2 separate regions of the Homo sapiens genome follow, and region 1 is linked to region 2. Evidence: chromatin loops called from intact Hi-C (ENCODE). Cell type or tissue: heart right ventricle. All regions are shown on one strand. Links, peaks and the distances in the headings refer to the core of each region. The heading gives the core; the rest is flanking DNA. Region 1 holds the start of SLC6A3 (solute carrier family 6 member 3). Region 2 overlaps SLC6A18 (solute carrier family 6 member 18).

Region 1 (4,379 bases), core at 305-4,304, 210 kb before region 2:
CCATGGCGCAATCTCAGCTCACTACAACCTCCACCTCCCAGCTTCAAGCTATTCTCCCACCTCTGCCTCCCCAGTAGCTGGGACTACAGGTGTGGGCCACCATGCCTGGCTAATTTTTTTTTTCAAAGTCAGGGTTTTGCCATGTGGCCCAGGCTGGTCTCAAACTCCTGGCCTCAAGAGATCCTCCTTCCTCGGCCTCCCAGAGTGCTGGGATTACAAGCGTGAGCCCTCACTCCTGGCCTGTGTATTTTTAATATACCTGAACATCCATTCTCTCTGTGTGTTTTATTTAACAGCCTCCCTTAGTCACCTGCAAAGTCTTTTCCTTGGGAGACTGTTTCCTCAACCCTGCTGCTCTGGGGCCAAGCCCTGGCTCACTCCTTTTTATTGAAACCTGTGCCATGGAGATAATAGGGGTAGAGAGATCCCTTCTGTGGCAGCCACTGACACACTACAGCTTCGAGGTGGCACATCCCCCTCTCCTGAAGTCCCCTCACCTCCCTGGCGATGAAGTCCCACCCCTGATGGGAGGTGGTGTCAGGAGGCCTTCAGGTGGTCAGGCCAGGAGGGCTCCACCCTGAGGAATGGGACCAGTGCCCTCATAAAACAGACCCCGGAGAGCTCTCCCCAGCCCCTAGCGTGGGGAGATACAGGGAGAGAACTGTCTGCAACCCCGAAGCGGCCCTCACCAGACACAGAGTCGGCCAGGCCTTGGCCTCGGGACACCGGAACCGTTAGAACTGAAGGCTTCTGTGTGAGCCCCCAGGCTGTGGAGTTTTTTGTCATGGCAGCCCCAGGGGGTCACTAGGCTCCCACTTGATTCCAACTCAGCGTGAAGTCACAGCCCTGAGTGCCTTCTGCCTGGGTGCCAGCCCCGGAGCCGGGGAGCGGGGGAGCGGGGGGCGGGGAGGGGAGTGGTGGTGTGCGGGGAGTGCGGGGCGGGCGCAGGGGGTGGGGCACCGCGCTGCGGGCGGGTACTGCGGAGTCAGGCACCAAGGGTCCCTGCCTCCCTCACTGCTGAGCGCGGGCTGCAGGCTGGAATGGCTGGAGAGCCCCAGGGCTCGCCTGGACGCCCAGGGCAGGGTGCTCACGGGAGCATCGAGGGTACACGGGGAGGAACGCCGGGGTTCGGGCGACCCTAGGGGCGACGCACAGAGCTGGGCGCGGCCACTCACCTCGGTGCCTTCTAAGGACCTGGACATCCTGGGCCTTGGCGGCCTGGGGGCTCCATTCCTCCGCGCGCTGAATGGAAGAAATCCCGCCCGGGCATCTCGGAAGGAAAGCCTCGGAGTCCATTCGGCCCTGGAGCCGGATACCAACCGCCAGGGCTTTCCAGGCCCGTCCCGGGAAATGGTTTTCTTAGGCGAGTGCGAGGCGGGCCCCTCGGTTCCGATGCAGGCGCACTAGATGCCGGCAAGGCGGGGACTAGGCCTAGGGGACCTCGGTCGCCTCGAGGTCGCGGAGACCCCAAGGCCACGGAAGGACCCGCGTCTCCGCAGCCCGCACGCCGGGAAGCGTGCAGAGTCCTCGGCGGGGTCCCGAGCCCGCTGGTCAGAGCGTGGAGCGGCGGGGTGGGAGGGACGTGGTCCCCAGAGCGCGGGGCCACCGTAGGGGCCCCTGATGGGGAGGGAGGGAAGGGTCGGCCCGACGGGGTCCCAGCAGTTCCCCGCGCGCAGCCGCTCGGCTCCCTCCCCGTCCAGCTGGGAGCCGCCAGCCCTGGGCGTCCGAAGATAGCGGGTGCCCGGGGCAGCCCCCAGGGGTGCGGGCGAGGGCGCAGGGCGGCCCAGACAGTTCCCGCGTGGAAGGCGCCCGTCTAGATCCGCGACGTCTCGGACCCCCAGGCCCCCGCACCCCGTGTCCGAGGCTCCGGGACGCGCAGGACAGTGGAGCCGTGGCCGCCGCTTGCTCCCAGCCATCTGCGTCCGGGAGGCGGGGGCGGGGGCGCGGCCCGGGGAGGTGAGGAGGAGGAGCCAGGACGCGAGGGCGACCCCGTCGGCGGGAGGGCGGGGCGGGGCGGACCCTGTCTACTGGATAAGAGCCCGAGGCCGAGGCTGAGACCGCCCAGCGCTGCGGAGCGGGAGGGGAGGCTTCGCGGAACGCTCTCGGCGCCAGGACTCGCGTGCAAAGCCCAGGCCCGGGCGGCCAGGTGAGGCCAGCGTCGCTCGCGGCATCGGGGCGCCCCGCTCCTTCCGCAGACCCCGAAGTGGGGCGCAGGGGCGGGGGCCGGGGACCGGGCACAGTCTGGGGTCCCCGCGTCCCGCAGACCGCGCCGTCTCCAAAGTCGCCAACAGTCGCGGGTGCCGAGCGCCCCCCGATAGCGCCACATGGGACCCTGAGGCCGTCCGAGGCGCGAGGAGGGTGCAGGGCTGCCCCTGGCCCCGCTCCAGGCTCAGAACCGGGTGGGCACCTGGTGCAGTCACCGGCTTAGGGGACGCGTGGGTGTCTATGGCTGTGACTCGGGGGTCCTGGTTTCTTCTCGTGGAACTTAACCCTACTAGGGGTGCGGCGCATCCCAGATCCGATCGGAGTGGGTTTTGTACACCGCCGCTCCATCTCGCGGGGGCTTTGTCTGTGTTGGGGGTGGTGGCGGGCGCGGGCTGCGCGCTGGTGCTCTGGGCAGGGCGGGGAGGCCGGGCGAGGACTCGCCAGGCAGCGCCGCTTCTTGTTCTGGGCGCGGTGAGGAAGGACGCTTTCTAACGGGCCACATTTTGCTGTGTAGACCCAAAACTCGCCTCTGAGGCCCCGCGTTCAGGAGCGGGGTCAGGTGGCCCCAGGGCGGCGGCGGCTTGCCGGAGACTCGCGAGCTCCGCACCCGACGCCCTCTCCCAACGCGGCCTCCTGCTCGCGCCGCGGAACCCCTTCGTCGGGTGTTTTACCCACCGGAGGGGTCGTGCCGGTTGAGGTTGTCACCGGGTGCGTGGCATAGCTCGTGATAGCTCATGGGTGAGGTTTTGTGCAAACTTGGATGCAGGGAAAGTTGCCTGTTAGAGCCTCCACCTGCGACCTGCTTCAGTCGTTGTGTGTGTGTGCGCACCTGTGTGAGTGTGAGTGTGTATGTGTGTAAGTGTATGTGCTCGCCTGTGTGTGTGTGAGTGTGTATGTGTGTTTGTGAGTCTGTGTGTGTCTGTGTGTCTGTGTGTGCGTGCGCTCGACTGAAACACGCTGCTGCTGGATCCAAATGACAGAAGTCGCCCTGGCTGGGGCGGTGTAGACGCTCCTGCTCTCCTGCTCAGCGTTGCAGGGGGGTTTATGTAGCCGTTTGGACAGGATTTCCCGGGTTACCCTGCTGGCCCAGGAGCTAGTTCCCGCGATGAAGCCCTGTCCATCCTCCGCCCAGCTCTCTCACGCGGGGTGGTGCCACCTGCCCTAGGTGGATGTGGCTTGTACAGACACTTTTTGAGGAAGCAGTTGTGATGGTTATGTCTAAACTCTCTTTACAGTGGCTGATTTTGCTTATATAAATTTTGCTCTTTATTACTGAGTATAAACAATACAAGCCCAGGCTTGGTGGCTCATGCCTGTCATCTCAGCACTTTGGGAGGCTGAGGCAGGAGGATCGCTTGAGACCAGGAGTTCAAAACCAGCCTTGGCAACAATAGTCAGACCCTGTCTCTACAAAAAAACAACAACAACAACAAAAAAACACACACAAAAATAACTTAGCCGGTGCTGTGGTGCACACCTGTAGTCTCAGCTGCTCAGGAGGCTGAGGTGCAAGGATCACTTGAACCTAGGAGGTTGAGGCAGTGAGTTGTAATCACAACTGTATTCCATCCTGGGTGACAGAGCGAGACCTCATGTTAAAAAAGAAAAAAAAAAGAAAAAAGAATACAGATGAACAGTCATGAAGACATTATTGAATGCTCTTAGAAGATTGTAAAATTGCTCTCTGGAAGTGTGGGGGAAGGTGGAAGTGATATCCATGCATTGTTAGTAGAAAGCCACGCTAGAGCTCACACAGCCTTGCACTTTGATAGGAGTGGGGAGGGGTGCAGGGGAAGGAGGAGCAAACCAGAGTGTCTGTCTTGAGGCCTCCATGGGCCAGTGCCCCAGCCCTGTGGTGAGGGCTGGCACTTCCCAGCTCCCGTGCCCCAGCTGTACCATCTCAGGCGCTGAGAACGCACCCATCCCTTCCCAGAGGAATGCCCGTGAATGCCTCGGGGCTCTGCCCTCCGCACCAGGTATGTCCCTAGCCCTGGCTGCTGAATTGTTGCGTTCCTGTTGTGTGTTTATTTTTCATATTGGCTGAAGACCAAGAGGGAAGAAGCACAGAATTCCTCAACTCCCAGTGTGCCCATGAGTAAGAGCAAATGCTCCGTGGGACTCATGTCTTCCGTGGTGGCCCCGGCTAAGGAGCCCAATGCCGTGGGCCCGAAGGA
Region 2 (4,379 bases), core at 159-4,158:
ATCTCATGCAAACTGCCTGCCTCCGAAGGGGGCAGAAATACTGGCAGCCACGGGAAATAAGGCTTGTTTCAGGTTCATCACAGTGCACTGGGCTATGCACTTTATGATCCGTGGAATTGCACTTTGTAGGGATCTGTGCATATTAAGATATCATAAAAGCAGCACCTGCTCATGTCGGCACCAACGGGCCTTGAGTCTATTTCAGGTGACCATTGAGGCTTTTATGGCCCCACGTGTCATGTGCATTTTGATTGGTATCGTGCCCAGTTACACCCTGGTTCCTGGGTGTGATTATCCAGGCTGTCTTCCTGCAGCCAGCTCCGGACGTGCTGGGAGCTGCCGTGAGGGCCCAGACTGTGGCGTGAGGTTCTTATCTCAGGTTCACACAAGGCCACCCTTGGATCCACAGTGTGATCCTGAGATCAGGAAGTGCTCGGGCGTCTCCCCAAAGCTTCCCTGGCTGGACAGCTGAGCCCGACTGCCTACCTGGGCGAGTTGTAACTTGCAAAAGCGATGTGTCCTCCGAAGGCCAGGGACAGAGAGAAGAATATCTGGGTGGCTGCGTCCAGCCACACCCGGGGGTTCTGGAGAATGTGCATCTGGAATGAGTCAGGGAGAGCGTCTCACTCAGCAGGCAAACCACATGAGCTGGTGGCCCTGACTGTTCCAGAACGTTCCCAAGGTGGCTTTGGGGACACTCGTGAGCAAGTGTGACCTGTACAGACACCAGGAACAGGGTAGGACCACGCAGGTGTGCAGGTGTGGAGTGGCAGCTCTGTACACGGCAAATGCCAGGCCCCTGTCCGGGATGTGGCCGAATGAGCCGGTGGCTGTCAGGCGCACATGAGAACGTAGCTGGCAGGTTTTTTGGGGCTGGAGATGGGTTTGAGCAGCTCCTGCATGGGCATGTTTACTGTGCCCTCTCTAACCGGGCGGTTCTGGGTGATTTGAAGCCCCGAGGGCAGGGATGCCATGCACGGAGCCTGGCTTTTCTGCTTCTGGGGCCTGGGAAGGTGTCCTCTGTCTTTTGCTAGGACTCCGGGCAGACATGCCCATACCCAGGTGCCCACTCCCACACCAGCCCCTGGAAACTGCCTCGGGATGCTGGGCAGGGAGTGCCGCGATCTGGGATAGTACAGAATGCTCTAGAAGCCGTGCAGGCTCCTGGAGCAGGCGCTGGCTCCTGTGGCTTCCCAATGGGGTGCATGCAGCTGGACAAGGCCCTTGGTGGAGTCGGGCCCAGAGCAGGGACATCCAGTCCCCAGCCAGCCTCTCCCAGAACCCTGTCCCTCCTCCCCTGACCCCTCACATCCATGTCCACTTGGTGTCCCACAGGTGCCAAAGTCCACCTGCCCCAGACCGAAGTCCTCCTCCAGGCCCACTCCAAACCTGACCTCTTTCCTGAGTCCTCCAGGCTCACTCCAAACCTGACCTCTTTCCTGAGGCCCCTGGCTCACTCCAAACCTGACCTCTTTCCTGAGGCCCCAAGCTCACTCCAAACCTGACCTCTTTCCTGAGGCCCCTGGCTCACTCCAAACCTGATGTCTTTCCTGAGTCCTCCAGGCCCACTCCAAACCTGACCTCTTTCCTGAGGCCCCAAGCTCACTCCAAACCTGACCTCTTTCCTGAGGCCCCAGGCCCACTCCAAACCTGACCTCTTTCCTGAGGCCCCAGGCCCACTCCAAACCTGACCTCTTTCCTGAGGCCCCAGGCTCACTCCAAACCTGATGTCTTTCCTGAGTCCTCCAGGCCCACTCCAAACCTGACCTCTTTCCTGAGGCCCCAGGCTCACTCCAAACCTGACCTCTTTCCTAAGGCCCCCCTCCCGCCACGCCATCCTGGGCCAACCTCACCCCTGACCACCAGGCAGCCCAGCTGCTGGAGTGGCTCCTGGCCTCTCACGCTCCCAGGTGAGGGAGGGAGCTGCTGGCCACAGCCCTGAAATGTGTGTGCTGGAGGCCCTGAACTTTGATCCAAGACCCACTTACGTTGGGAGTGAACAAGTAGATGAGTCCTTTTGTTGCCCCTGGCAGGGTCAGCCCTCTGATGAGAAAGATGGTCAGGACCAGGTAAGGGAACAAAGCTGTGAAGTAAATCACCTTGAAACAAAAGGTGGAGTCATGAGACTTGAAATGGCCTCTGGTCTGTCCACAAGCCTCAGAGAAGCAGGCAGGCTCCAGACACCGCCCTTGTGGTCAGAGTGGCTGCCTCTGGTATGGGATTGACCAGGACGGATGGGGGTGCACCTTGGGGGATGGTGGGGTGCAGGCTCAGGGCAAGCTCGGAGGGTTTGGGGCTCACCAGAGACAGTCACATGCACATTCGTTTACATGTTTGTGCCCCATGGAGCACTGGCTGTCTGGGAGACTCAGGCCTCCTTTGAGCAAAGGGGCTGGGCCCTGAAGAGGGGTCTGGGCCAAACTCCCTCCCTGGCCTCCCTCTCCCAAGCCACCCACCTCCACTTGCCTCTCTCCTGGTCACCCTCGTTTCTGACCATATCCTTTCCCTGCTTTGGTCCCCTCTCCGGCCTCCCTCCTGTCCACTCTCGAGTTCTCAGCCCTTCTGTGTGGCCAGAGTCTTCTTCCTCCCACCTCGATGCCCCCACCTGGCTGCACCTACCCTGTACCCCTTCTGCCCACATAGAGCTGTTTCCCACTTCTCATCAGCTGTAGACAAGGGTCTACACACTAGACATCCACATGGAAGAGCATAAATGGACACTCCTCTCTCACTCCTCTCCTCAGTTCCCCCAATACAGACTGACTGCAGAATCACCTGGGATGCATTTTTTTTTTTTTTTTTTTTTTTGAGACAGAGTCTTGCTCTCTTGCCCAGGCTGGAGTGCAATGGCCCAATCTCGGCTCACTGCAACCTCTGCTTCCGGGTTCAAGCAATTCTTCTGCCTCAGCCTCGCAAGTAGTTGGGATTACAGGCTCCCAACACCACGGCTGGCTAATTTTTTTTTTTTTTTATTTTTAGTAGACACGGGGTGTCACTATGTTGGCGAGGCTGGTCTTGAACTCCTGACTTCATGTGATCCACCTACCTTAGCCTCCCAAAGTGCTGGGATTACAGGCATGAGCCACTGTGCCCAGCTTGGGATGCATTTTTAAGGGCCTTTATAATAGGATTATTTGGAATTTCTGGCTGGCTGCTTTGTCTAATTCAGTAATTCCAGTCCTCTCAAGCATGAAGACCCCCACCCTCCATGTAAGAGGAATGACAACCTCAGCACACTGAGACACTGCACAGGGCATGGGGCACTGGCGTCCTGAGACACTGCACAGGACATGGGGCACTGGCGTCCTGAGACACTGCACAGCGCATGGGGCACTGGGGTCCTGTGTCTGTGGCCCATGGGTCAGGAGGCACGGTCCAGGGTGCATGGACTGAGCACCGTCATTTGAAAAGAATCCACACATGTGTGATACCAGACTGGAGATGATAGCACACACTAGAGAATACAGGGTAAGAACTCTTCTTGCTTGAGGGGTCCAGGCAAGCAGGAGGCTCAGGTTCTACTGGTCCTTTCTGCTGCTCCCAATGGAAACCACATGGTTGAACATCAATACAGTTTTTCTCATTATTTAAGCCTCTTTGAAAGATAATCGCTTGTTTAAAACTAAACTGATAACAATGCATTTGCTGTTTATATAACATGTTATAAGCAAAATGTATGACAACAATAGCGCAAAGCCTGGGAAGGGAAATGGGATAAAATGCAATGAGATTCTTAAATGACCATAGAATGCCCCAAGATCACTTAATGATAGACCATGACAGGCTAGAGATGTAGACTGTAACCTCTAAAGCAGTTACTAGAATAACAAGAGAGAGTTAAAGCTAAACCAACCAAGGAGATAGAGCGGGATCCTGAAAAATACCTAGAGAAAGAGAGAAACAAGAATAAAAAAAAACAGATGGGGCACATGGAAACACATCTGAGGACAGAGCTAAACCCAACCATATCAATAATCACATTAAATGTAAATGCTCTAAACACCCCAAATAAAAGGCAGAGATTGTCAGATTGGTTAAAACAGCCAGATCCAATTGTATGCTGTCTACAAGAAAAACACTTTCAACATAAAGATACAAAAAGTTTAAAAGAAAAAGGATGGAAAAAATACACTCTGTTAACATAGCCCAAAGAAATCTGGAGTGGCTATTTTAAAACAAAGTCAGTTTCAGAGCCAAGAATATCACCAGAATAAAAAAGGTTGCTTCACAGTGATAATGGGATCAATTCCCTAAGAAGACGTTGCAATCCTAGATGTTTATGCCCCTCGCAAGAGCTTGTAGACACAAAGCGAACACAGGTCAATGGGGAGGGGTCTTGGGGGCTGGAGGAAGCAAGAGAGGGGATCAGGCCCTGCCAG

The links. Hi-C counts contacts between places; a loop is a spot of excess contacts. Peaks named below come from ENCODE experiments on the same cell type or tissue, not always from the same donor. Only the 100,000 strongest peaks of a DNase experiment are listed, where the experiment ranks them.
Region 1: it touches region 2 in a loop (2.8-fold over the local background); 1 of 110 quality-filtered maps calls a loop at or near these places.

What each region holds. Positions count from the first base shown.
Region 1 is chr5:1,443,115-1,447,493 of GRCh38, reverse strand. SLC6A3 (solute carrier family 6 member 3) reads left to right here and starts at 2,054. Exons shown (of 15, transcript NM_001044.5): 1 at 2,054-2,146; 2 at 4,252-4,379. The coding sequence starts at 4,297. RefSeq lists an enhancer at 917-1,416. In heart right ventricle, for the core only: no CTCF peak of the experiment used is centred there; a DNase peak (open chromatin) is centred at 1,989; H3K4me3 peaks cover 820 bases; H3K27me3 peaks cover 4,000 bases.
Region 2 is chr5:1,235,670-1,240,048 of GRCh38, reverse strand. SLC6A18 (solute carrier family 6 member 18) reads right to left here. Exons shown (of 12, transcript NM_182632.3): 5 at 1,989-2,099; 6 at 487-599. Among named protein-coding and RNA genes, the nearest start is that of SLC6A18, 12 kb to the right of the region's middle. In heart right ventricle, for the core only: no CTCF peak of the experiment used is centred there; a DNase peak (open chromatin) is centred at 1,737.